7 separate regions of the Mus musculus genome follow, and all the other regions are linked to region 1. A link is a loop called in an ENCODE intact Hi-C map of the cell type or tissue named here. Cell type or tissue: heart. All regions are shown on one strand.

What was found. A loop is a pair of places that touch in the nucleus more often than their neighbours do. Peaks named below come from ENCODE experiments on the same cell type or tissue, not always from the same donor. Only the 100,000 strongest peaks of a DNase experiment are listed, where the experiment ranks them.
Region 2: a loop joins it to region 1, with 2.2 times the contacts of the local background. A loop is called at or near these places in 3 of 42 quality-filtered maps.
Region 3: a loop joins it to region 1, with 3 times the contacts of the local background. A loop is called at or near these places in 4 of 42 quality-filtered maps.
Region 4: it touches region 1 in a loop (3.0-fold over the local background); 6 of 42 quality-filtered maps call a loop at or near these places.
Region 5: it touches region 1 in a loop (2.5-fold over the local background); 7 of 42 quality-filtered maps call a loop at or near these places.
Region 6: a loop joins it to region 1, with 4 times the contacts of the local background. A loop is called at or near these places in 7 of 42 quality-filtered maps.
Region 7: it touches region 1 in a loop (5-fold over the local background); 7 of 42 quality-filtered maps call a loop at or near these places.

What each region holds. Positions count from the first base shown.
Region 1 is chr14:105,730,139-105,734,138 of GRCm38, reverse strand. No RefSeq gene overlaps it. Among named protein-coding and RNA genes, the nearest start is that of Gm35967, 3.8 kb to the right of the region's middle. In heart, CTCF peaks have their summits at 1,560 and 1,773; DNase peaks (open chromatin) are centred at 1,028 and 1,728; H3K4me3 peaks cover 2,788 bases; H3K27ac peaks cover 3,236 bases.
Region 2 is chr14:105,800,030-105,804,029 of GRCm38, reverse strand. No RefSeq gene overlaps it. Among named protein-coding and RNA genes, the nearest start is that of Gm41239, 21 kb to the left of the region's middle. In heart, no CTCF peak of the experiment used is centred here; no DNase peak of the experiment used is centred here; H3K4me3 peaks cover 1,187 bases; H3K27ac peaks cover 1,198 bases.
Region 3 is chr14:105,175,327-105,179,326 of GRCm38, reverse strand. It overlaps Rbm26 (RNA binding motif protein 26), which reads left to right and starts at 2,013. Exons shown (of 22, transcript NM_001368684.1): 1 at 2,013-2,545. The coding sequence starts at 2,475. In heart, no CTCF peak of the experiment used is centred here; DNase peaks (open chromatin) are centred at 1,996 and 2,506; H3K4me3 peaks cover 2,684 bases; H3K27ac peaks cover 1,864 bases.
Region 4 is chr14:105,498,835-105,502,834 of GRCm38, reverse strand. It overlaps 4930449E01Rik (RIKEN cDNA 4930449E01 gene), which reads right to left. Exons shown (of 3, transcript NR_045921.1): 1 at 3,754-4,000. Among named protein-coding and RNA genes, the nearest start is that of 4930449E01Rik, 2.0 kb to the right of the region's middle. In heart, no CTCF peak of the experiment used is centred here; a DNase peak (open chromatin) is centred at 1,764; H3K4me3 peaks cover 1,189 bases; H3K27ac peaks cover 2,615 bases.
Region 5 is chr14:105,481,084-105,485,083 of GRCm38, reverse strand. No RefSeq gene overlaps it. Among named protein-coding and RNA genes, the nearest start is that of 4930449E01Rik, 16 kb to the left of the region's middle. RefSeq lists an enhancer at 121-2,911. In heart, no CTCF peak of the experiment used is centred here; a DNase peak (open chromatin) is centred at 1,573; H3K4me3 peaks cover 1,070 bases; H3K27ac peaks cover 2,426 bases.
Region 6 is chr14:105,401,991-105,405,990 of GRCm38, reverse strand. No RefSeq gene overlaps it. Among named protein-coding and RNA genes, the nearest start is that of 5430440P10Rik, 24 kb to the left of the region's middle. In heart, no CTCF peak of the experiment used is centred here; DNase peaks (open chromatin) are centred at 1,570 and 2,520; H3K27ac peaks cover 1,616 bases.
Region 7 is chr14:105,395,188-105,399,187 of GRCm38, reverse strand. No RefSeq gene overlaps it. Among named protein-coding and RNA genes, the nearest start is that of 5430440P10Rik, 30 kb to the left of the region's middle. In heart, a CTCF peak has its summit at 1,569 (motif pointing left); a DNase peak (open chromatin) is centred at 1,437; H3K27ac peaks cover 701 bases.

The DNA of each region.
Region 1 (4,000 bases):
GTAAAAACACAAAGAATGAGAAAACTAATAATAAAATCTATTCAACATATTAAATATAGTTATATTTTGATATATATATATTTCAGATAATTACAATTCTAGTCATCACTTGGCCAAGTTTTGTTCCATTGGCAGGGTCTTGGGGAAAGGCTACCTGCAGAGATCTAAAAGAAACCAGAGGTGGAACCCTGAGCCATGCCCCTTCACATGATGGAAAAGGTCTCTCCAGGCTGTGTTCCCAGTACAGGTCCCTCTTTATGTGCCCTCCCACAGGCCTTAGCTGGCCCAAATTCTCCTCTTTTATGAGCATGGAAGGAGCTTGCATGGGTGTTCTGTTGTGACCTTGAAACAAGTTGAGAGTAAAACGTCTTTGCTTTGCTCCACTTTGCTTTGTTTTTCTTTTTCTCCTGCCTGATCGTCAGGGAGCTCTCTGGGTTAGAAGTGTATAAACTTGGTTACATTTTCAGCTACAAACGGCTGGCTGTTTTAGGAGGTACTGACAGCTGGGCTGCAAGGCTGGAGGACTGTGGAAATTCTGATGGGGAAGGTGAAGGCCTGGCAAATGGAAAGCATTTTGGTGGGTCTAATGATTTTGGGAAAAATCTCTGCAAGGCTGGAACATTTTGCCACACGTAAGTGGCTATTTCCTTAGCCTCTTCTGCATTCACTGAGAACTCCGTGTAGCTGACCAGAGACTGAAAGAGCTGCAAAAACAGTCCCAGTGTGGGTTTGTCAAGAGAGATATTCCATTTAGGTTTTCCAAATGTGTTGCATGTAACAAAAGCCTGTATTTCTTTTCATTCCAAAAGAGATCTGCCTCATTCTGGTTCATTTAATTCTTGGAAACATAGTTTTATATGTCCAGAGAGCCCTTTGAGCCTTTGAGAGAGCAAGCAAAGGCTTCCACCCCCCACCCCGCCCCCCTTCTCTGGAAGCAGGAAATAAGTCCTGCCAAATGCAAATGAGCTCAGACTCTAACAGGCAAAGCGTCAAAGCACCGAATGCTACGACATTTTAAGCATTTTGAGAACGCACACGCTTTACACAGCTGACGTTTTGGGGGTCTGGAGAACTACAGGAAGTCACACCGACCTATCTAAAGTTGTCATTTCAGGAATACTAATGTGTCTAGAACGGCCTTAGATTTATGTTAGGAAGTCAGAAGCCCTGCCCTTCCTTTTTTTTAAATGGTGGTTTCAGAATCCTAGGGGACTTTTATCAAAGTCTTCTGCCTCTGGAGTTGTCCGTGTGGTTTTGGAACTACACAGTCTCCCTCTTTGAGTCACAAATCCTAATTGGTCTGACATAATGCTGACCAACTGAAAGATGGCGTGGGCTGTCCTTCCAAGGGTTAACAGAGCTGGTTCCAAAGGAGTGAGGCAACCACAGAAACAGGATAATAAATGTGACACTCTCAGACTATCACCAGCAAATATTTGAGCTTATCAAATAACGGAGGAAGTAGTTTAGTTACAAATAAACCAATCTCTCATAAAACAAGTTTTCACACAGGGTCATTTCATTGAGCTGGAGACAGCTAGAGGCCACTCTAGGCAGAACTCCCACTCTGTGTACACTTCGTAACAGCCTCTCATGATTAATGGACAGCAAGGGGGGGAGGCTGGGCCCCAGAGCTCGCTGGAGCTGGGCTTCCTATCAGCCAAACAGCCATAAACAGCAGGTCAGGATTACTGCATGGGAAGTGCCTGTCCGCTGGGAATGTAGCTGGGTTTGTGTTCACTTCCCCTGCCTGCCTTCTCTCTCACAGCGCGCTCTCTCTTTTTCTCCCTGTATAGCAGAGAGCACCGTGTCCTAGAAACTGTAGTAGATGTCACTGCTTGGCACTTTCTGTGCAAAGAGGACAAGTATGTGGGCTCAGGGGGGTGGCGGAACGCTACTCTTAAAGCCACAGCGACTGCGTTGGCTAGGGGCTGGAGGAGGCTGTTTTTCTGGAGCCTTTGAAATCAGCATTGGCTAAAGCATCTCATTTGGATTCCAGAAAAAAAAGCACAGGCACTGTTTGGGGGTAAGGGAGGGGGGGGGCAGGGAGCCTCTTGTTTCAAAGAGAAATTCTCATCGCGTTTAAGAAGAAATATCAAAAAATATCCTGGCATAATTACAGCAATTCAGCAAGTAAAAAATGAAGCCTGCGAAGCTGCTAGAGTTTTGGATTGTGAATGTTCATTTCTGGTGAAATAGAAATATGTCCATTTCTGAATTTTAATTTGTAGAAAATTTGTTTCATTCCCCTAAAGGATAATAAAAAAATGTGAATTAGATGACACATATGCATAGAAGTATAAAAATAGAAACATTCAGACACAGCACTGCCATTCAGAGAAGGCATTTAATATGTTTTCTACCCATCTTTCCAAAATCTGTTAAAAATAGAATGTTGAGACCTTCACCATATGGGGAATTTTGTACTATTTTTCGATCAGATTCTAGCATAGTCATGGCCCTACAGTGTTAGCCAATGTTTTTGCATATATAGTTTTGGAGTTGAAAAATACTAATTTTTACAGCTTAGATCTCCATAGGGAAGCGTTTGAGAGCCCTTGCCGGTGGGTTCCTGCTACAGAGCAGCGTGTGCTTGCTTTGCTTTTCAGGTGTGTCATTTACCCCAAGTCTATGTGATGAGTTTTGAATAAAACTTGGAGAGGAGAAGGCAGATCTATTATCCTCATAGCTGTCTCATTAGATTTTATATTTAAAACAAACTCTCTGGTGATTGCATTTTCCATGGAGCTGGGAGAGATTCAGAGCTCAAAGTCTCTTGGCTTTATGAAGTACTTAGCTCTGCTAATGCTCTTTCCAAATGCACAAGCCCTGCCTGATACAGTCTCGTTCCTTTAAGGAATGATAATTGCATTGGCCGGCTCCCCTACTTGCCACCTGTGATACCAGCACTTAGATGCACTTTGTTTATATTGGGCATCTTCAACTACTTTTCATAACCATTATCTCTTCTGAGCCCTGGACCTGGATCTATGTTTAGTCATTGTGCCCTTGAGTCAGGATTCACTACAGCCAGTAATTTCTCTGTACCTTACCAACGGTGTTTCTGCTGTCCTCTTACCTAACCCAGACAAAACTTATGTTGGGAATGTGCAAAGAAACAAGAAACATAACGCTCTTATACCTTCTGGAATACTGTGTGATAGTGCCCACTAAGGGTTAAAGCATAGCTGTAGCTGGTGTGTGTGGGTGGAGCTAAGCGGCCTGTGGCTGAAGCCTGGGGCAAGCAGCCTATTTCCAAACAGAGTTCTTTCAGCACTGACTCGCCCTGTCTGGCTGTGTACCTGTAGACTAAAGCCCCCTTTCTATTAGTTTCTTCCCCACTCAGGTTGCTCAACATGTTAACTGTACTTAACAATAAATTGTATTAAAAAAATAGCCAAGGGAGCGTATGGGGGACTTTTGGAATAGCATTTGAAATGTAAATGAAGAAAAGACCTAATTTTAAAAAAATGGCAAAAAAAAAAAAAAAAGAGAAAGAAACACGTCATAGCCTAAACATACAAAACTTATATAATTTTCTAGCACTTTACATTAGTCTTAGGCTGGCATATCTGCTTACCATTCACTCATGTAGGTCTCTTTTATTCCTGTAAGTACTGTTGATGGTAGTTGATTTATACAAGTATACCTCTCTTTTGCCTTTATAGACTTATACAATAACTTTTGCCTATTTTCATGTAATTGTATGCATATGTCTATATCATTGTGTTAAATGTTTTCTATAGTTTTACTAAAATGGTATGCTATGCTGGTTGTTGACCAAGTAAAAATAAGCTAAGCCATATAAAAAAAATAGCCAAAAGAGAGGATTTTAAATGTTCTTACCAACAAACGAATGATAAATATGAGAGGTAAATGGATATTCAAATTAGCTCAAATTGTACACACAAAACATCACCTTATATCCTATATGTAGATGCAGTTACTTGTCAATGAAAAATAAAATCGAAATTAAAATATTTTCTTTAAAGTGACTTTT
Region 2 (4,000 bases), 70 kb before region 1:
GAATTTTGAGCTTCCTGGCACGATCTGTGTTATGTTTTCTTTCAATAAAATGATTCCTAGCGCTACATTTCGAAAGGTCCCCTTTGCCTTGTCTCCCTTTCAAACGACTCTTTTTTTTTTTTTTTTTTTTTTTTTAATTATATTATTGTGTTGTTCTTGAAGCACGGTCTCATGTAGCCCAGGCTGCCCTGAAACTAATTCTGTAGCCAGATGATTTTGACCTTCTGATCCACCTACCTCTGCCACCTTGTATTTGTGTTCAAATACAAGCCTTGACTCACTAATATTAGCTGTTTGATTTACATATGTATGAATCCTACTTTCAACTTCTAAGAACTCATGTTCCTTTTCCTGGGATGTTTCTGTTTTCATAGTTTCATGAGATAAGCTCTGAGATAATTAAAAGTTCAATGGCCTTTTCTACCTTTCGCCTACTCCTCCCCCGTCGCCCTCCTCCCCTGTAGATAACAAAGTTAAGCGGTGCTGCCTAGCTTTTAGGAATGTCGATTCTAGGGGCCAGATTTTTGGCTTTCAATCTCAGCTCTAACACTTATTAACTAGATGGCTTTGAACAAGTAGTTAAATTTCTATGCCCCCTAGTTTCCTGAGTTGTAAAACAGCGAGTATAATAGTACCTCCTTGAGGGAGATTTAAATCCCACAAGATGAAATACATTTTAAAATGTAAAGACACAGAGCAGCAGGTGCAGGGTGTTATTGTGGGTATTCATGTGGTTGCACGCTCTTCCTTCAGAAGGAGGAAAGCCGCCAGAATTCCAGGTGCTAAGCGTGAACACAGGTAGTGCAAGCAAGACAGTGTTCACACAGACTCTGCCCACAGATAGGAGACCAGCTCACCTGGCTGACTTTCCAACCCCAGGCAGGCAGAGAGCCAGAGGTCAGCTGGGCGCTCAGATGCCAGGGGCACGAGAGGCTTAGCCTCCTCTTCCGCACTGGAAGCACGGGCTTCAAACAGGAAGCTTGTTCACGTTTTAAAGATAAACCCCTACAGTGGTTAGCCTGGAGGTAAACGCTGGCTTGCTATTCCAGTTTTTCTGCCCGCTGCAGGGATGGGGAGCGGAGCCTGTGAAGTGGAGAAAGCTTTAGGTTGAAGTTGTTCTTATCTCCCCAACATTTGCCCCCTTTCTACCCCACCCCACTCCCGGCCCGCCCTTGTCATTCTGGGACGCGTCAGGAGACTGGCCTAAGTGGGCATCTGTGGAATGTGGACGCCTCCCCTTGTCTCCCCGGCAGACCCTTTCTGATGTTCCTAGCAGGAATGTGTAGGGATCTCTTATCAGGCTGTGGTCTACCTTCCTTTCGTTGTTATCAGTTTAGTCCTCTTTACTTCCTTTCCGCCTTTTCTGTGTGCTCTGGGGGCAGCTTGGTGACTCAGGAGAGACATATTTGAGTTTAAAATAAAACATTAGCCCCCACCCCCCCCCCAATCCTCCCACTTCTGTCCCTCTGAATTTGCATTACAAAGAAGACAATACTGTTATTTCACGTTTACATTTTGAAAAGAAAAGGGGAAAGTTTCAGGCTCACATAACAGTAAGCAGTGAACACCGATCTTTAAAATCCAGGTTCTGGCTAATTAAAACAAACAAAACTCCAAATCTTAAACTGATCGCTGGGGATGAAATGTGAGGAAGAACATTATAAATACTTAGGAGGCAATGACCTGTCAATCGTGAGGACCTCCATACCAAGTAGACTAGGACTATTTTCTAAAAATTTTGAGTGTAAAGAAGAGATTGTTTGAAGTACTGGTGATGATATTTGAGTTCTGAATTAGTGGAGCCCTTGGCTGGGAGGATTTTAGGTCCTCAGCTTTGAACACGTGGTGCTGTGTGTTCTCATTTATCAGTTCTGGCCAGTGTTCATTACTTGTTCTGCTCTTAGGGATGTAGGCCACAAGGAGACCAAGAGTTTCCTTTCATCTCTAGGATCCTTTGTAGGAAAAGCTCTCAGCCCTGTTCTCTTGAAACACAGGCATGTGAATGTAGAATCAAAGTTAGTCATAACAAAACTACTTACTACATTAGAGGTAGAAGTTGCCTGCGATTCATTCATTCATTCATTCATTCATTCATTTTTTGCTTGCTTTCTTGTTTTCTTGGTATCTTTTATTTCTGTTTTTTTTTAAACAGTGTCTGTCTATGTAGCCCGGCTTGTCCTGGACATATGTACACCAGGCTGACCTCAAACCTACAGAGCACCACCTGCTGCATTTTCTTTTTATAAAACACAGTAAGGAAATTGTTACATACAACGCGACAACCATTCCTTGGGCTTTGCACGGAGAGAATGAGTATGTTACTATAGAGTAAAAGTTACAGGCTGTGTTGGCTCCTGATTTCATTGCAGAAATGTAGAGGTCATTTACTATTTACCCAAATATCCATTATTCAGTTGTTAAAATGAGTCCAGACGTCTCTCGGTCTTCTCATTAAAGACAGCATACGCTATTGAGCGCTAGACTATTTTTTTTTCTTTCAAGAAAGTTTATAATCTTATCATTTGCAAAGAAACTTTCTCTGGAGAGGATAGAGAAGTGGCTCAGTGGTTAAGAGCACTGGCTGCTCTTCCAGAGGACCTGGGTTCAATTCCCAGCACCCATATAGAAATTCAAAACTATCTGTAACTCCAGTTCCAGGGGACCCAACACCCTCACCCAAACATACATGCAGTCAAAACACTAATGTCTATAAAATAAAGGTAAATAAATACATTTTGAAAAAGGAAAATTTCTCTGGAAATCAGAGAGCCTCCATATTTCTTCAGAAGACTGGTGGCTGCAACTGTATTTATTCCTAGGGATTGTTACATGATCACAGGAAGAGATTTTGTGATCTTTTTTTTCTTTCTTTCTCCTAGCAAGGTTTTGACAGTGTGAGGTTCAAAAATATTTATTGAAGACTAGAGAGATGGCTCAGAAGTTAAGAGCACTGACTGCTCTTCCAGAAGACCTGGGTTGGATTCCTAGCGTTTGTGTCCATAACTAAAGTCCCAGGAGAATTAACACCCTTTCTGATCGCCTCTCTCCCTGTACAAATGTGTTATATACATGCAGACACACCACCAACATAAATAAAATAAAATAAAATAAAATAGAAAATATTTAGTAGCTTGCACATAAATCAAACTTGAAAACTAGGAATATAAATGTTCGGAAAAGTAAATGATAGAAGAAAATTTCCTAACTCAATGTGGCAAGCCAAATTTGTAATGAGACAGCCTTAACGCAACTGCAAACTCTTAGCAATCTCGAGAGTACTTGTTGGCTGTGCAGTGCCTTCAGAAGTGCCCTTACTACCAAGGCTGTTCATTTATTGCTCAAATATAGCACCTAGTTGGTATGTTGAATAAAATTTTAATTGACAGGGGACTTTTGTCTTTTCTAGTGAAATATTTTATTAGCTGATGGTTGCATTTGTTAACATTGTTATAGTTGTCTTACTTGGGCTTAGAAGTTTGTGTATGCAAAAGACACGAGAAGTGAAGTCGAGTTTTTATAAAGTCAGAGGCTACCGTGGATGATGAAAGAATCACCGTGTGTTTTAACGACCAGTGCTGTAGCCAAAACATGTCTGCTTGCATTCTTTATTTCTCCTAAGTGGCATTTCTTGTGAAAGGTTTTATTTGTATTGCTACAGTCATAGAAAAATGCACTCGAAGGTGAATTGGCCATGGACCGTTTTTTTCTGAGAGAGTAAAAGCACCCGCTCTAACCAACACCACGGTCTCAGCTCAGAATTCAACCCGAAGTTCAAGTTGCTTAGAGTGCTTAAAACTTAGGTTGCTGCTTTGAACACTGCAGCTTCAGATTCTGAGAGGACATCTAGGAAGCCAGAAGTAGCTAGAGAGCAGTTCACTTACAGAGCATGGGCCAACCATCGGTGCAGTAGAATCGGGATTCCCCTATTTGGCATAATTTTATACCCAGTTCAGAATGACTATTTCATAATAAAGTATGAGGCAAAACGGAGTGGTGGCCT
Region 3 (4,000 bases), 550 kb after region 1:
GTCAAATTTCTATCTTTGAAAAAAGGTCTAAGGAAAACGAAGTGATGAGGAGGTACAGACTGAATAACAAAGGCTAAGGAAGAAAAGCTTGGGGGGGGGGGCGGGGCGGGGTGTGACTGACTGTTGATTGGCTGCTGACTGGTAACAAGCTCTGTGCAGTGGAAGGAGGGAGGGACCGCTATCACTCAGTGGTCTTAGTCTTTCAGAATACAGCTAGTCCTTACTACTTACAGATTCTATAGTCATGAGTTTTCTCACTCTTTAGACTCTCTGTAACCCCCAAACCCAATACTTGTGGCGGTTTTATAGTTCACTGTGGCCATACGCTGAGCGGCTAACAATTTAAGTCCAACGCTGCGTATGTTCTCAGCTGAAGTTGAACAAGGGGATATCTTCATTTTTTTTTTTTTTTCAGTTCTCACAATGGAAATAAGGACCCATTTGGTGGCCCATTTGGGGTTATGTTTTACTTTCTTCATTTATGAGATTGTTTTTTCTTGGTGATTTAAAATACCCCCGTTCTCCATACGCAACAGTGGAGTGCTTTCTATGGTTCCCACATATAAGAAGGCCATGATGTATTTTACAGAGAAAAGCACATGGACTATACGGGCTTTGTTTAAACATGTGCTACAGTGCCCGGGAACAGGAGTCAATATTGATTCATCGACAATATTGGGTATGGTGCCTTTAAACAGAAACACGCGATTCTCAATAGTATATTATTTATACATTCTATATGTAACCTAAAGTTTACCATTTTAATAATTGTATGTGTACAACTTCATGGCATTAGATGTATAGTCAAACTGTTCAGTCACCAACTGTTTCAGAACTCTTATCATTCCAAACTGAAACTCTGCATCACTGAGACGTAATTCTCAAGATCCCCCTTTGCCTCCTGGCAACCACCATTCTGCATTCGGTCACTCCTGGGACTCTAGCAACCTCTAGAAATGGAATTCTAAATATTTTGTCTTTTCATATCTGCGGTATTTCAGTTAGCTAAATCATCTTAATTAATATCTTAATTCTTCATTAGCTTAAATCTAATTAACGTCTCACTCATGGCATCATATTTTAGAGCAAACGTCTAGCTTTGTATTTTATAACCTTTTTAGTTAATGCTTAAAGGACACTCCACTCCAGCATATTGCAAATTCTGTCGCATCAAGACTTTCTTTATGGTTCACCGACCGTGTCTTTAGACTCGTGGACTACTTTTTCATTCCATTTGTCCATTCCACTATTTTTTCATTCCATTGTGGCCCATTGCCTACTAGTCTTTGGTAGTCTCCTAATAATATAATAGAACCAAACTTGCGGGACCACCTATGATGTATATAGGATGCTGGTTTGAATGCTCTTCTTTAGTACATTGTAATTTCTTGGAGAAAAGTTGAAACTTTTCTAAATGAACAGAATTTAAAATGTAACAAAACTGTTTTTTTTTTTTTTTTTTTTTTTTTTTTTCTCTTGTAGGTTGGAAATCAACAAGGTATCTTTGGTTTGGGGCATCCATAGGTCATTAGACCTTGGCCAAAAAGTCCTGTACTTTGGGATAAGAACACTAATCCTCTGGAGGTCTCGGTGGGTTAGATTAGACCAGTGTGTGTTTACCCATCGTGTGCACGGGGCAGCACACACAGAAGATGGTACTGGAGGATGCTGTGACACCGAGGGCAGGTCGCACAGTGCAGGACCCCTGCAAACACTGCTGGCCGTCTTCTTATGGAGAGCTCCCATCTTCTAGGTTCACTCGTGCTGACAAGCACAATCCTCTCAGAGGACAAGGCCTGGGAGCCCGCGGCCACTCCATCCTGGTGAAGTAAGACGGCGCTTGTGCTTATTCACCACGAAGGCCGATGGATAAAAGGGGACCGAGGCCTCAACCCTTGCGATTGGTCAATCCTCGATCCACTACTGGATTTGCCCAGCTCTCACCCGGCCGAACTTGCGTCTCTTCCCAGCATGCTCCGGGCCGCACCGCGAGACTCGCACTCATTCTCGCGAGATTTACCGGCAGCCATCTTCTTGGGGGTGCTGGAAGCCGGGAAGACCCCCGAACCGTTCCCATTGAGCCGCCCTTCGTTGTCGCTTTTCTTCACGTCTGCTCTGCCGCGTGGCCACCAACCAAGCACCTAATCCCAAAGCTGAGAGGAGAGCCCGGGTCGGAGCGCGTTCGGCTCCCCTTCGGGAAGATTCACTGGGGGAGCGGGGCAGGGGGGAGGGCCCGGCCGGCAAACGGTTGCTGCCTCAGCCCGGGCCAGGGTCCGCCGAGGGGAGAAGCTCCGGGGACCCGGTGGGCGCGTGGCCTGCGGCGGCCCCCGCCGAGGTGCTCGCCGACCCGCGGCTCGCGGGGACCTGCCACCGGCACCTCCCACCGCTGCCCACGCGGACGGCGCGCGGAGGAGGGGGCGGCGGCGGCGACCTGGGCGAGCGCAGGAGCGAGGCCGGCCTCGGGGCCGCGGTGGATGGTTTCTAAGATGATCATCGAAAACTTCGAGGCGCTCAAGTCCTGGCTCAGCAAGACCCTCGAGCCCATGTGAGTAACCCCCGGGGGAGCAGTGCTCGCTCGCAGGGATGGCGGTGGTGGACAGGCGGGCGCCCCGATCGGGGCAGTTTACTCAGTGGTGGAGGCCGAAGCGAAGAACCGGGAGGTGGGGAGTCCCCCCAAGGCTCTGCTTTCTCTGTTCGCCCACCTTCCCGTCCAGGCTCAACATAGCCAAAGCTGGAGCTGGGCTTGATTGTAATGGTCGAGCTGATCTTTGAACCGGTGTGCCCTGCTTTGCTTTCCCCTTTCCCGTTATAGGCAGACCGATGGCAAACTTCCCCGTACACCTGTGTGTGTCTTCCGAGGCCCTCCACATCGGCTTCTCGGCTCCTCCCGAGTGCTAGCTTCTCCTCCCGGTGGTAGATAGTTCCACAGTGCTTCTTAAGACGAAGTGCATGGCTTTTTCTTAGGGATCAGGGAAGTTCGAGTTTAAAAACCTAAGGTTTCGCTTACAGTCCCTTAAAGAAAGGCCACGTCTTCCATGTGGTGTGTGGCTCATACGCACCTCTCTTAACTGATTGAAGATGTAACAGGTGCTAAGCCCAGGAAGCCCCAGACCCCTTGCCACCTACATCCTATTACTTTGAAGAAGGGGGAAAAAAACCAACAAACCCAAATCTCTATCCGTATGGAATATTTGGCATTTAAGGAGAAATTGAGTAGTTTGTGCGACTGTTGAAATATTGAAAGATTTTAGGAATATTTTATGTATTTATTTAATGCAAAATACATCATAGGTTGTTTTCTGCATCGTTGATTTACAATAGCAACTTGAAATGCAGTGGCAGGTAATTCACTTATTTAATGCATGCGTTAAGTTTTTACCATATACTGTGGGGAGCTTTGGGACAGGACTTTAACATTCTCCTGGGTTGATAAGCTGCAATAAGATACACTTCAGCTATGCCCAGTTATGGCCATTATGATAGTAGAGGACCATGTAACCGTGGTTTGAATGGGGTCTGCTGCTTCAGGGTTGTTGGTCAGTGAAACTGTCTGAGCAAGGAATAGTTAATAAAACTTAAAAGAGGAGAAAAGGCCCCACTATTTCCGAGGAATGATGCATTTTCAGAATGAAGAATAGCTGAAAGGCCTAGTAGAGGACATACGTGATCAATGTGGTTTGTTCAAAAAAGAGTAAGAATAGGGAAGAGAGAGGAAAGACATGGAATCAGTAGACAGGGGCCAGCTTTAGGTCCAGGCTGGGAATTAAGATCTTATTAACACACACTTGGAACAGAGGTTATTTAAAGCAGGCCAGGACTGATTTGACTTCAAGTAAGGGTGGTTTGTGGAGACTGAAGGTGGTAAGATTTAAATGAAGGGACACTCCGTTGAACGTACTGTAGGCTGAGACTGCGATTGGATGATGGTGGAGATGGAACCACATGTACTTCACAAGTAGGTCTGCTAGAACTTCCCGATACAGTGATGTGGAGGAAAGGA
Region 4 (4,000 bases), 230 kb after region 1:
AGCAGACAGCAGTGGCTACTGTGGGTGAGGGCAGGCAAACGCACGCGTCTTGGAATTACAGACGCAGTACACACCATTGACCTAGACTTTGAGGGCAGACTTTAGAGACCATGAAGCTGACCTTCCTGGGTAAGGGGTGAGAGACCCTAAGTCTGGGAGAAAGAATGCCGAAACAAAAAGATCGATGGCTCCTAAGATGACGAAGTGGTCAAGGGCTCCAGTCCTCCATGTGCAAGATGGCTGTAATACAGCACTCCCCCCACCCCCCAACCCCGGGAAGCTGTGTTGAGGATTAAATGAGGCATTGTAAAGAAAGAACTCAGCCCAGGATGCAGCACTTAAGCTGATGCTAAATCATCATTATCATAACAATCCTATTACGATCTGAAGCCTATTTAAACAAAAATGTTTCCTCCCAGTTCTGCCTACTCTAAATAAACCCTTCCTTCTAGAGCGGACTCAAGGATGTTGCTGTTGATGTCATGGTTTTTGTTTTAATCGTCTTAAAACACCGAGTGAAACAACCCCTCTAGAAGGCAAAAAGCCAGTGCCTCTTCTCGGCTTGCTCGCAGAGGTCTCCAGTGCCCTGCGATTCAACCATCCTCTCGAGGCATTTGGCCTACAACCCCGCCTTCAGAATTGAAGAGTCAGGAGACCTTGCCCCGGGTGCTCAGACTCATTAAGATGAATTGCCTGTCTCCTCTTAGTGGAAATAAGGCAAAGTACGCCGAGGGATCCCAGAGAGGACAAAGGGCTTGAAAGTCTAATTAGGAAAGGGGAGGCTCTTGCAAGGATGAGTGTCTAGGGATAGGGGTTAGGGAGGGCTAACTAGCAAGACCAGGACTAGAGAGAACGGTTCTTCGGAGGAAGCTTGGTATGTCTGCCATAGCACTCACTCATCCACGAAAGCAGCACCTCCCAGAACGTCTTGGAGTGCTCTGAACTCAGCATATGGCGTTTTGCCTGCACCCTGAACTCCAACTCTAGCTCAGGAAAAAAGATACCACTGACAGCTCCGGGCACCGCGAGCACAGTGCATTAAACCATTAAGAGACGCGTTGAGAATCCAGTTCCTCGGAGAGTTTAAGAAAATTCCAAGCGTTCGATCTTGGAGAAGTCCCATACAGTCCTACGGATTAGTGATTGGACATTTGTATGGGACGTTTTGAGAGTCCTTTTTCTTATGAAGAAAAACTGCACACACACGTGTAACTGCCGTGAAGATGAGAACGATGGGGAAGAGATGTTTGCAGCGCCCGAGAGACCTTAGGTGCTTTGCGCGTTTGATTGTCGTAAAACACCAAAGGCAATGTTGCTTTCTGCTGGGACAGAAAGAAACTGGACTTCAATCAGACGCAAAGCCAGGCTTCAAAGGCAGGCTTCCAAATCCTCCCCATGCAGGCCTTTGCACCACACCAATTTGCTTCCCTATTGTGGTACTGCAAGCTGAGCATGCTCTTTCTGTTCCTAGCGTTTTTATGGCCCTTTTCTCACTTATAAAGTGAGGAGATTAGAATAAATCACCTCAAAGTTACTTCCCCCGGCTTTGCAATTTATTAAAAGGAAGGGCCTTCCTACGAGGCAGAGGCCTGAGAATAGCAGGGGTCTTTCCACATGTGGAAACACCCTGTCCTCTCCTCACTCAGAGGGAGACAAAGCTGCTATCCACGGGGGAGCTGGTCCCTGGGCTGAGAAACCAGGCAAGTGTGAATTCTAATCCTGGTGCTGACATTGACTTCCTCTTAATCCTCTGAGTCACTTTGTTTCCGAGTTTCCATCTAGGCACCAAGGTTAGCCCGACTCATCAATCTCCCAGGAGGGTGTTCAGGCTGCTCGGCGGCTGTAAGGAGCCAAAGGCTTCCTTTCTGAAGGCCCCGCGGTGCCTTCACAAGAGGTTTAATGAGACACAAAACTCATGAACGTTTTAAGGCAGGGTTTGAAAACCCACACTTAAAAAATAAATAAATAAATAAATAAATAAATAAATAAATAAATAAAAAGCAAACGCTTGCCAAACGTGTTTGATTCTCTGAAATATAAAGTTCAATTTGAGACGCAGTAGCTCCCTAGTTGTTGATACATTAAAGGAACAATATATAGCTCAGAGCAAACCTATCAGGACGTAAAGGGCTACCGAGGTTCCAGATTTGGGATCAAAGAAAACACACAAATGATATTTACCTTAGGGTAAACGCAGTATTCTCTCCTCCATGCCATCATTATCAACAGAATTATAGGATGAATCGGAGCAAACTTTTCTTAAGGGTCAGATTTTTTTTTTTAACCCAGAAGAAAATTCTGAGCAAAAAAAATTTATTCAGACGTTTTAAAAGTGCTCAGAGGTTGTTTGTTTGTTTGTTTGTTTAAAAAATAAATAACTAAACAAAGTAAACCTCAGATCTTACCCTTGTCTGTAAAGTTGAGCACTCTATCTGGCATGCCATATCTCCACATCTTTTTATACATGGTCTGTATAGAGCTGCTTAAGTATGCATACGTGTGTGTGTGTGTGTTTGTGTGTGTGTGAGTGTGTATGTTTGTATGTGAGTGAGTGTGTGTGTGTGTGTGTGTGTTTGTGTGAGTGTGAGTGTGTATGTTTGTATGTGTGTGTGTGTGTGTGTGTGTGTGTGTGTGAGTGTGAGTGTGTATGTTTGTATGTGAGTGAGTGTGTGTGTGTGTGAATTTTTCCTATGCTATCATGTAATACACTCCCCGGTTGTATAGATTTAGGAATCACATTTTTCTTTCCCTCCTAGCCCACTATGATGAAGACACCTTGGAGTCTAGGGAAGAAAAGCCAGTGGGTCAGGAAAGCGTCTATCTGTCTTTCCGCCCTCATAGATAAAGCAGGAATTTTCTGGTGGTCTCTCTCTCAGCTTCTGATGTTCAGAAAGATAACTGTGTACACCCCCGTCGGAGAAGACGCTGACTTTTGTGTGGTTCCTTCTTGTGCCTGTCTTTCCCCTTCAGGGTTTAACTGAGTTTCCGACGGCCTGTCTCCGGCTGTGATAAATCAGGGGTTTCTTTTTCCCACTCTGGACTCCATTATGACATCACAGTAGCTATACAAACCCCAGAGTGAAGCAAACAAAAGAATTTTTTTAGTTCTCCTTCATTCAATAAGGCTCCATTTTCTGTCACACGACAACCTTTTGACCTGCATCCTAATGGCTCTGGTCACTCAAGGGCAGAAGTCCGGCCATAGGTTAAGTCTGTGCGCGTTTATGTTGAGGAGGGGTCTGTTTGTGCTCACTTCCTGTTGTCTGCTGGCACAATGCCATTGCTGTTCCGGAGCCATGAGATTCTGCTTCCTGAGTGAGCTCTTTCCCCTGAGATGTTAAAAGGAGGTTGCCTGTCTTGTCTCTGTCCCTTCAGTTAGCCAGGCCTTTTTGTCTTGGCTGCAGCTGAGCTGACAGTAGAGCCATCTTACCTTGAGAGGCTTGGGGGCGGGGCGGTGGGGGGCAAGTAATGCTGACTATTTCGTCGCGTTGCAACGGTTTCCCCGCTTTGCATTTCTTAACACCTGCTAGCCTGAACATTGCTTTAAAATGTACAGCTTCTGTTTGGTTCCTTTTTAAATGTTCAAAGCAAAAGCAGAACATAAACAATAGGCATATCAGGTAAACGCAGACTATTTGGGCAATAGTCGGATTTAAATACAGATCTGCAACTCCTCTCTCTCTCTCTCTCTCTCTCTCTCTCTCTCTCTCTCTCTCTCTCTCCCTCTCATTCTGTCTTCTCTGCCCACCTTACCTGCTCCTGCCTTCCTCCACACTCTCCCATTCTGCTTCAAGGAGAGGAGCAGACTGACCACTGCTAGAATGAATGCTACCAAGCTGACCAGTCGCAGAAAGTGTTGAGGCATGTGAACAACGATCCATCCATGCAACACACTCATTCAGCCAGCCAACCCAGCTGGCCTTCATCCCTTCCTCTTTCAGATGGGCCCAGGTTCTACAGGGTAAAGTCACTCAGCATTCCCAAAGCAGAAAGCAGTAGG
Region 5 (4,000 bases), 250 kb after region 1:
CTGGAATTAGCTCCTCCCACCGTCTGATAGCAGAGCTGGTTATCTTTCTGTTCAGTGAATGTGAATTTGACCCAAGGCCACCCGGATGGGAAAGCAGAAGTCAAATGGAAATATGTGAATGGCCCTCGGGAACACATTTCTATCTTTGCTGTATTGTCAGGAACATGAACATCCATACTAGCTGCTGCTGTCTTCTCTGCCCCTGGAGCACAGAAGTGAAAGACAGAATGGAGGAAAGCCCAGCTGGGGAACTCGCCGCTCTCAACTGCTCCTTTTCTGACCCTCCCCAATAACTGAAGACAGGATAATTTTAAACACAGAAAACGCTTCCTAATTACTTAACTCTACTAGACAGAACCATAGACAATGTAGCAATATGAATAATGTAGGAGAGGTTTTTATTTTTGATGACTGATAGGCAAATGTTCACAAATCTAAATTACTAAAAAGAATTAAGCTAATGACATACTACAAAGTAATAATCACCAATTGTCTATTGTACTGAAGGTGACAGGAAAATAATTCACTACTCTGCACACAGTCACCTAATGTCTCTTGGAGCTCACTGAATTCATCTTTTTTTTTTTTAATTAGCATCCTTTCTTCCTCTATTGGGGAGTTATCTCTTTTATCATGGCTTTAAAGGGGTCAGTTTTGAACATGAATGTAACACAGCTCCTGTGAGGTAGGAACTGGCTGCTGAGTCACCTGGCCACCAGAGCACCTTGAAAACGAACTTACAGGTTTGAAAAATTCCTGCCCCAGGTTTTACACAAGATAGTCTGTAATTCGAGATTCCCCCAATGACTGCACAAACACATTTAGTACATTCAGAAACATACCACTGAGAGATACTACTGAGAAGGCCACCACTCAGGGAGTAAGAAATAAATGTTACTTAAATTTGTATTTAAAATCACTATAACCAATAATACGATATCCCACAGAATTGTTGGAGCTAAGTTTATACAACTGGAACAATACTTCTATTCTTAACATATTCTACTTAAACCATCCTAGCTTGAAGCCTAAACCAGAAACGATTACAGCAATCTCACATATTTATAAGATAATTTCACGGATTGGCTTGTTTTTGAAAAAATAATGGGGTAGCGTGATAACTGTATGAGAATCCAGGCACATAGGTTTTTCCTTATACACGTGATAGCCAAGAGAATGGAATGTGTGCGTCAAGCCTGACACTCTCATGAGTATTCTGTCCATAAACAACAGCTTACATTGTTTGGAGAACAAGAAGATTTTTTTTGAAACACGGGGCTAGGCATAAGAACATTGTAAGTCAAAATAAAAAATCCATCCTGAGTTGTCAAAAAGCCCAGAGTCTGATACACGCCGATGGCAACATTTACAGCCCATGCATGAGTAAATAGACTCGCCAATTCACATCCACAGGCACGCACCGATACCCCAGACCAACGTGGGCACAGGCGGCCCTTTATGTCTACCCGGACTTGGCTTTTGCAGCTGCCCGTTTTCTCAGTGTTGTCTCCGGGGCAGTTTCCTGTTGCCATAGCTGATGGCCTGCCCACGCCTGCCTGGGCCTTTCAAGTGTCAACACTCCCAGGCCTGCTGCAGTGGTCAAATGCTTGTTAATGAGATATAGCAGCTGGGTAGGGGTGAACCGCTGAGAGGGATAAAGGAAGACCGCTGGTGCAGGAAGCGATGCCTTTTGAATCTTTTCAGCAGGGTGAAAGCTTTCAAATCAAAGCGGGTATGTTGTATTCATTAATAAACCCGAGTTCCCATGCAGTCACATTAAAGCCAGCAGTTTAACTTTGAGCCAGACAGGTGAATTTCCCCCTCGATTTTACCCCGAAAGACAATAAAGACGAAAACAAGGCTTTAGCGTGGGACAAAGGCGCACTTCCTCATCTGCGGGGCTGACCAGACTGCTGAACCAAACAAGGGGCTACTTGCTTTCTTTTTCAATTTATCCCTTTGTCCGTGTATTTGTGTGCGCGCGCGTGCACGCCCGTGTGCATGTTGCAAAGCTCATAGCAACCACTCTTGGTTCTCGGGTTCAGCATTTTGCACACACACACACACACACACACACACACACACACACACACACACACCTTTTAAAACCTATCAAAAACAGAATTAACAACTTAACAACTACTTGTGAGGGAAAAAACTACACGGGCATGAATATGGGGTCATATGGCTACTGGCTCAGATGAAACCTAGCTGTGCATCCCCACCCATCTACCCCCACCTCAACCTATTACTGGGACAGTTTCTCCAGGAAGCTGTGGGAGGTGACAGCATCATGAGACAGTGCTAACAGCTGGGAGAAGTCAGGAGAAGAAGAAAGAAAGAAAGAGAGAGAGAGAGAGAGAGAGAGAGAGAGAGAGAGAGAGAGAGAAAGAAAGAAAGAAAGAAAGAAAGAAAGAAAGAAAGAAAGAAAGAAAGAAAGAAAGAAAGAAAGAAAGAAAGAAAGAAGAGACATCTACAGCTTAACTGACAGGGTTACCTTTAAATTCCTTTGCTAGGAAATTGGGCCCAGAGGCAGTTTTACTAGGTTAATAAACAGTATCAGAGATGAATTATCTATTTTTGGGATTGGCTGGAAAATCCAGTATCAATGATGTGATTTTAGAAGCAGGGATGTGTATATTAGACCAAACACATACATTATTTCTCTGTTACCATTTTTCTTCACAATCTTATTGATAAACTAATTGGTAAGGCTTATCTAATACTGTAAATAAAAGATCATACCTATATATTATCCTAATTATCCCAATTTGCAACTGCAAGCAATTAAGAAATTAAGAGAAGAGGCATTCTTTAAAGCTCTCCAGTTTTTAAATTTTCATAAATTATTTTAAGTGTTGATTCTTAAGAGGTCTTCCTAATCTAATATAGGAAGAAAGTGGAAATGCCATTTATTGGGTACTATAATGTATCAGACATCAAACTAGATTCTTTAACACGAATACATACCCATATATAAATTTATATAAATATAAAATATACATAAACACATGCGTATGTAGATAGATAGATAGATAGATAGATAGATAGATAGATAGATAGATAGATGTATATATCTATAACAGGCTCTCAAGGAGAGGGAGATGGCTCAGTGGGTAATGAATGTGCTTGCCTCTCAAACAAGAGAATCTGAGTTTAGGACCCATGTAAAAGAAGCTGAGTGTAGTGATACATGCTTGCAATCCAAGCTGTAGGGAGGCACAGCTCACTGGTCAGCTAGTTTGGCCTACACAGTGAAGGCACAGGACACTGAGAGAACTTTTCTCAAGGGGAAAAAAAATGAAAGGCATTTGAGTGGCACCCAAGGATATCTACTTATCTCTACCAGTGCAAGCACGCATGCATGCACGCACGTACCAGCAGACAGACATACCTGAATCCCTTAACACACACACACAAGCACATAGACATGAAAACCACACAGACCTGCACCAGCATTCATAATGCTGTGACGTCTTTACTGATCAAGACCCTCCGTTGTGGAGAGCTCACATCAACTCCCCAAGGCTGTAAATGACAATCAAATTTCACAAGCACATTTGCCTTCTTCTGTTTTATGTTTTGCCTTTTGGTTCTCTGGCTGGACTGTTTTTGGCTATCACCCCTACCTACTGGTAAGGTCGGACAAAGAGAAGGAACCCCTTCACCATGTCCGAATTCGGTGTTGTCCACAAGTGTATCTGTGAGGGTAGTAGGTTGAGTGCATATTTGGGGGAGGGTAGTGCACGATTAAATAAATCATCAGAAAAATCTAAAAAAAAAAAAAAAAAAAAAAAGGAGCTGCCTGGTTTCCATGAAGCCTTCATTTCTTTTAAATTTAACAAAGATGTTTCTGTGAGGTATGTTTGTTTACATTCCGGAATTTAAGCAGTTCCCTGGGGTTAAGTACCTTTAAAGCTCCCAGGATGAGATTAGGACAAGGAATCCGAAGGGGAAGAGGCTAGTCTGGGAAAGTCCTTGATGAGAATCTGCAGCTTCT
Region 6 (4,000 bases), 330 kb after region 1:
ATTTTATTGTAGTGATTCTGTCATATTTGGCTGTTATCTCTTAGAAGCCTGTTCTTTTCTAAGGAGAGATAAAAAGGAAGTGGATCCACAAAGGAGAGGAAGTCAGTGGGCACTGGGAGAAGTAGACGGAGGGAAACTATAATCAGGATATATTGTATGATAAAATGTAGTATTAGAAAATAATTTATTTTCTTGTCTTTCTTTTTTTGTTTGTTTTTTTTTTTGATAGAGTTTCACTTTGTATCTCTGTGTATCCTGAAGAATCTATTTTCAGTAAAAGAAAAATAAATAAAAAGTTCGTAATAATTGTCCCATATTTCACTCAAGAACAATTCCCTGTCTTCACCTAGGACACTGTTTCTAGAAAGTCTTTCAAAATAAAAACAAACAAACAAACAAACAAAAGACTTCCCAGTCAAATTCCCTGAAGTAACTTTAGCATTAGCTGGGCAGTGGAGGCACATGCCTTTAATCCCAGCATTCATGAGGCAGAGGCAAACAGATCTCGGAGTCTGAGGCCAGCTTGTTCTGCGGAGTGAATTCCAGGAAAGCCAGTGCTACACAGAGAGTGCTACCCAAGAAAACAATAGATAGTTAGGTAGATAGATAGGTAGGTAGATAGACAGATAGATAGACAGACAGACAGACAGACAGAGCATTTTGATTTTGACTCAATCTAGAAAGTAAGTCTTTAAGGACAAAAGTTTCTTTTTCTCTTCTTTGCTTTGCTTTCTCTGCCTCCTCTTCTTTCATCTTGAATCCCTACTTCCAAAGATAGTACTTTTTTTGTATAAAATTATAAAACTCGCAGTACTACAGTTATAAAATACGTGACAGGAAGGGACAAAAACAGTGGGTTTCAACATAGTGACAGAGTGGTCAGACATGTTAAATGAGGTCAGAGGCTCTGGTGATATAATCAGAAGCATTGAGCTAAGTATCTTAGACTCCTTAGCTTATAGACTTGCTAAAGAACAATTTAAATCTTTTTCCAGCTCTAACTTCTAGGTACCACCCAAATATCCTCTTCCTATATGAATATGGTAGAAGGGAGGTACATTAAATGCTTTTATGATCAACACCAGACTCTGCACAGAATTTCTTCAGAGTTCGGTGTGGTTTCCCTGTGGTCGGTTTATTTTCCCACACATTGTAGGAGCAATATTTTGTGGGTCAGAAGAGCTTATCTACTGCCATCTTTTCCCTCTTGTAAAATTAAACTTGGGTTGCTTTCTCTAAACCCTATATTTTCATGGCTATGGCTTGTTTATTTTGTCTGATCCCTGTCCAGGTTCCTTATAAGGCTCTGCTGTTTCACAGATAGTCACCTCTGAAGACAGAAACAGAAGCACATCGGTTTTAGGAGCTCTTATTTCTAAGTCAGAATTTAGCTGCTTCATAAGAAATATCTTATTTCTACCAGAAAACTGCCAACAATATTTGGCTTGGTTCAGTCCGAGTTGGATAAGGCATCCCAGTCTGTCAGAACTGATACTCACCCAAGCTTCTCTTCAGAGAGTGAAGAACATATGCATGCTATCAAATCATTAGCTCATGACTGTCATCAGTTCCAAGTGTGTGCTGGACATGCCTATCTGCCCTTAGCCTGAGAACAAAATAAAAAAGCCAACAGTTACCAGGCTGCTGAGAAGAAAAGAAGGCGTACGTTAGATTGTGCTAAAAGTGCGATTTAACCATCTCGGCAAGCAAGTTTTTTAAAAGTTGAAAAAAAATTTGGCCTGATGTCCAAGTTTTATTCTATGCTCCTTTATCATATTAAGAAGTTTTAATATGCCTTTATAAATCCACTGACTTTCAAGAAGTTCTCAATGTCTCTATAAGTCAGGTGACAGGAAAATGCTCTCAGAAAGTTCATGGTGACCATGGGTTATAGCTAAAAATATGAACCACAGTAGTTACTCTTATCTCTGTAAAAGGAACTTTGTCTTCCATCTTTACAAGACAAAAAAATAAAAAGTAAGTTAATAAAAACAATAGCAAATATCAGGAGGAGGGGGAGGACCAATGAGTTTCCTTCTTTACCTCTGTTTATTTCTGGTGGAACTAGAATTCAAAGCGCAAGCTCTTCCTAGATGTCCCCATTAATGCCAAGCCACACAAGACTGAAAATGGAAAACTTTGTTTTGCATCGGCTCTGTTATTCTTGCGACATTCTCCCAAATAGATACTCTGCCGCTTAGAATGGGTGTTCTATTTCTTTGAGATTGAGTAAAAGTCAAAAGTATACAATAAACTGAGTCATGTTTACATCCAGTATCAGAGCACTGCAGACTGCTCAGCGCTAGGTGTGGTCATTGATTTAAACAGTTTGATTCCTTTTCTTTAAGCTTAGTTACGAAAGCCAAGGATCATTTTTTGGGGGGGGAGGGGGGCTGAGAGGGGGGTAAGAAAACTGACTTAGTAACCACAGGGGAGAATCCACAGTGCAGAACGAAACAGCCACAGACAATCATCCTGAGACAGCAGAAGGGCCTCATCAAGGCCGTCGCGACACATGCAGATTCCATGACTGTTGTTGCCAGCGGCTCGTCATGGGGCGTCTGTCTTCCTGTTTGAACCTGACTGACCATAGCTATGATGTGCCAGGTCTCCCATTTGATGTTAAGGGTTGGATGAAAGGGTGAGAAAAGCCAGATCACAAGGCCTCATATCAAGAGGCTCACGGAGCTTCAGTAGAGAATCTTACATCTGGACCAGTGCTGAGGAACTAGAAGATCTGGGTATTTAGACATGCAAATGAAGGGATGTAAACAATCTACCAAAACGCACAGCATACATTTAAGTTTGTTCATAAATTCTTTGCTACTTTCTCCACCGAATCTTCACTGGCCTTAGTGACTTGTTTGTCCTGAAAAAACAAACAAACAAACAACTTAGGTGGCAGAATGGAATCCTGAATGGAAACTATCAAACGTTGTGCAGCTTCTATTGGGGTTTATTGAACACCGTTTTCTGATAGCCCTAAGCCTCCATTTTTATTGAGGGGGAGAGATGCTTTATTATTGTTCATGTGCTTGTGTAAATTTCAGAGTGTGTGCTATGTGTTTAGAGGAGCTGTTGCAGGGACCCCACCTATCCCACCAGATCACCGAGACACAGCCCATAGGCAATTGAAAGTCTTTATTCCAGCTAGATGGGACTACACCCAGGTATTCAGGACCCACGCAGAGCACCAAGGACTTAGAGCGAGGGGTTTTAAAAGGAAAAACACAAACAAAAACAAAGACAAGACCAACGCGGCCATATCCGGGAGAGGTTTTACACAAGCGAGCAGCCTAAGCGAAGCTGAGATAAATTAGCTAGGACGTCTTGACCTTGGGTTCCTAGAGTGGAGCTGGATAACTTTCCACAGGATTCTCTCCCAAGGAAATCAAATTCTAGTTAAACCTAAAATGGCCTCAGCAAGAACGCAAGATGGAGAAGCCTCTGCACTGTCTTGCTCTGTCATAAAGTAACTGACTGAGCAGCCCAATGAGGGAAAAAAAAAATCCCACTTCCCATATAGAATCATGTTTGTGGGGACTGTTGCTGACTTGTAGAAAACTTTATTTGCTTATTATTTCTCTATTTATTTATTTATTTCCTGAGAGCTGGGGAAGAAAATACTTACTTGGCTGACAAGTCCACATTGTAGTCCATCACTAAAGGAAGTCAGGACAGGAACTCAAGTGAGGCAGAAACCTTGAAGCAGAAGCTGATGCAGAGGCCATGGAGGGATGCTGCTTACCGGCTTGCTCCTTGTGGCTTGCTCTTCTTACTTTCTTACAGAACCTGGGGTCACCAGCCCAGGGATGGCACCACTCACAAAGGGTTGAGCCCTCCCCTATTCCCTATCGATTACTAATTCAGAAAATTGTCGCGCCTGCTCTCGACCAGCAAGAACGATGCGACCACCAGTCCTTCTAACAGCAGTTTATTCAGTCCTGATTCTTCTTGTTTATATCTCCCCCGAACCCTGGGCCTCTCACTCCTTTTATAC
Region 7 (4,000 bases), 330 kb after region 1:
TAGGATCTGTGACTTTGCTGTAAAGGCACTGGAATTACTAGCAGACCCCTCCCACTCCCCCCCCCCCCCCAGCATTGATGTAAATGCCAGAAAGCTGACCTCTGGTCCTCACTGTTGCTAGCTGTACAACACACTACTTAACTACTGAGCCAACTCCGCAGCCCTGAATATATTTTAGAAAATATAAAAGAATGCCTTATCCAAACTCATGATTGACAGAGCCTTTCAAGGTGGTGGGAAAAGGTGAATCAGAAATCCCATGGAGGATGACTGCCACGACACACGTGGTCGCAACTGTATGAAAGGGACACTCTTCAGGAAAATACGCATCAGTGTGGTGGGGACCTGGGGAAGGTGGCTTTAAAACTCCAGGGCACCATAATAGAGAAACCAGACACATGTGGCTTTTGAAACTTTTTTATCCTAAGTGCTTGTTTGCTAAGAACCAATTACATAATTTGGAAAGTCTGGCGTGATGTTCTTTATCTTGAATCTTACATCAAAACTTCAGGTTCTCTAATAGCAAACCCCTCAAGCTTCAGTGTTTATTTTTGTAATTGACATCATCTACTTTTGCTAGAGCTGAACCAGTGAAAGGACAGAGGAAAAAGAAATTGCAAAACTGAAATTTAAAACGTCAGAATCCACGGGTCACATTAACAGCAGTGTTTGACAGGGTCTGGTTTCTAGCTTCCATCTTTCAGGGGCTTGCTCGAAAACTTTCCAAGATGCAACACCATCATGGGCTGAACTCACTGATATTTGGGCAAACATTGCATTTACTCTCCATTCTGTTAAAATGTCGAGGTGTAAGTGCTCTGACATAATGTGGATTTATGTATTAACACAAAGGTCTCCTGAGACATGTACCCATAATTCTCCACTGGCTAGTGACTGTAAATCAGACTAGAAAGGCAGATCGGGGCCCTCTTTCTCCAACTATCTGTGATTTAATAAAGGAGAAAAACATGATAACTAACAAAGGAAGGCAGACATCACATTTGCCCCCCTCCTCTACACACACACACACACACACACACACACACACACACACATGCTCGCACAGAACCAGCTGACACTTTAATCCTGAATCCTCCACAAATGTCAGAGACTGATACTTTAAGTATTCTAGGAGACTTTTGAAGAATGACAATTTCAAAAATACACTTTAAATTTTTATTAATTTTACTTCAACGAAATGGATTTCATATAAAGGGGTAATGCCTAAGCAGCAATAACTCAGAATTATCATCTTCGAAATAAACATCCCAGGCACAGAAAACTTGCTCTCCGTGTCTAGTCTCCCTCCATAGCCACCCACCCTCCAACTCCCTTAACACTTCTTCCAGCGTTATCTCAGAATGCTGTTCTCTGCTGATGTATCTTCCCCAGGGCCGCTGCACCACTTCTCCTCAGAGTCATGCAGCCCCGGGATCTGGCTCTGCCTTTATTTCTCTTTCACTTTGCCTGCCAATTTCATCTTCAGAGCAGGTCACTATCCTGCTCTGAAACCTTCCATAAGTCCCCATGCCCGCAGACGGAAGCCCACAAGCTTAACATAACTGCCCCCTGGTGGTCATCTACTGACTCACAGAGTTGGAACCCGGATTAAGGTTTCATTCAACATGGAAGACCTTTTTATTTCTAGGGGAAGCCAAGGGTGGGAAAGTGGAAGAAAGTGCGGACAAGTGTTTGCTTTCTTTTCACAGCTACGGTGAAGAATACCAGAGAGCAACACCTTGTGCCTCCAAGAAAGTATTAGTCTCCCTGAGGACTCTTCGGAGTTCCATGTGCAAAGCAATGCTCATCTCCATTGTCTCTACATGCTCATCTCTATTGTCTCTACATTGAGCGCCAACTTGGAATTTTGTGGATGAAACATGACTCAGTGTAATCCGTGATTTACAACATAATTGGTCCCCTGAACTGACTTCCTAAAGACACATGTTGTCAATTAAGACCACATTCTTGGAGCAGAATGTAACATTAAAATAGCAAAAACAATCAGAAAATAAACTTAAAAGCACAGAAAATTTGCTTCCTGCAAACATTGAGAATGTAAAGCAAATATTTAATGTCAATTCTCAGAAGTTCCTTTGGGGGATATTTTTCTTTTCATGGTCTGGACAAGTTAACATGTTTTAAAATGTAAGCATGAAAGGTTTTTAGCATGGAACTACTTTGGTCTAAGTTTTTAATGCTAGAAAATGACAATTACTGTCCTAGTAAAAAAAAATATAATTCCATGTCCATGTATGTCAGAATCAGCAAAGGAATCAGCCTGCGACATTCACCCCTCATGCCCACTATTTGCCACAAAAAAAGTTAAAATTAGAAAAACTAAGGAGTTGAACATTTGGGGAGAGTTTCCCTAGGGGCAACAGGTGTGTGTGATGTCTTCATCCACTCCCATTTTGAAGGCAGGATAGAAAAGCAGAGCTGCGTCTCAGCCTTGAGGCCCAGTATAGAGACTGAGGATAGCACACTCAGAACTTCTCTGTGTCCTCCGAAAACAGAGGAGCGGAGTGGGCTGTTCCTGATTCAGGCCCGAGTAACCTAGAGACAGCATCCAGGTGGGGGAAGCATCAGCACAAACGAACCTGAGAGGCAATATCATTCCTACAGGCAGAACAGGACAGGTGTGTCCTTTTCACACACTCAGCCCGATGCATGGGCAAGCAGTGGAAGACAGGCCACCGTGCGTTCTGTACAGGATAGGGACAAAGAAATGCCCACAAAAAGACGCCGCGGGAGCAAGGGGAGTTCTCAAAATGTTGACTGAGTTCTAGGTGGTCTTCACGCCCAAGGAAGCCAAAGGCCTAAGATCCAAGACACAGAGCAGGACACAGAGATGTTGTCAAAGAGCTCAGAATCTGCGGAGGTGCTGCTATGCTCAAGTCAGAGACATCCAGGAATGGCTCTTCCCTCCTTACTCTCCTTCCTGGCTTCACTGATCAGAGGAGAGTTGCAGAGGGGTAAGGGGTCTAAATAGAGACAATGCTATTTCCTTTACCACGGGTACTTAATAGACATGTTCCTGAAATCAGATGGTTAGTGGTGAATGCTGACTACTAAGAGTTGTTTGTCTTTTGTTTTCTGTTTAAATCAAGAGTCTACATTTCATTTTAAACCAAGAGAATAACTATTATTCTCATTGGATGCTAAGGCCAGTTGTCTTATCTTTTGCTGTCGACATTCTTGAGGAGTAAACACTGGTACCAGGATAGACATAGTATGTGATTTAGGAAAATACATTTCCAAATCTACGCTCTTCCACTTCAATAAGATCTATGTATTTTAGGAATAAAGACTTTTATAATTGTTTGTGGGACCATCATTAAAGTTTCTTATAATGTACCACTTATGTACCATGAGTTTAAGAAAAAAAAAAAAACCAAAACGCTACTCAATTGAAAAAAATCTTTGTATATCTCAAGTATGCAAGTTTCAGGTAATAACTTCAACATCCAGAAGCTTATGAAATTATTTTTCCACTGTTTTGGATAATAGAGTTTTTCACTGCATATGTCTGAACATGCAAGAACAAAATCTGGTAGATTATTCTGTATCTTAAGAAATTTCTCTGAGTCTAGAAATATATAAACTTTGGAGATTGGATCACTAGTGTTTTAAACCTCAGATGAGAATAAAATGGGTTTTGTCTTAATAGCCTTAAATTTTTATTTATTTATTTATTTATTTATGAGAGAGAGAGAGAGAGAGAGGTGCACAGATCCCCTTGGAGGTCAGAAGAGGATCTCCAGGAGTTGGAGGCTCAGGTCGTTGTGAGATGACCAATGTGGGCTCTAGGGACTGAGCTCTGGTCCTCTGGAAGAACAGTCAGTGAGTGATCTTAGCCACTGAGCCTTCACACCAGCCCTTAGCAGCCTTTTAGTAAACGTTAATATGAGCTATGGCAGACTGTAAATCTCTGTAGCTCAGCTGTAGGAAACCTCAAGGACAACGTGCCTTGCCTGCAAGGGATTCCTGCTGCGACATC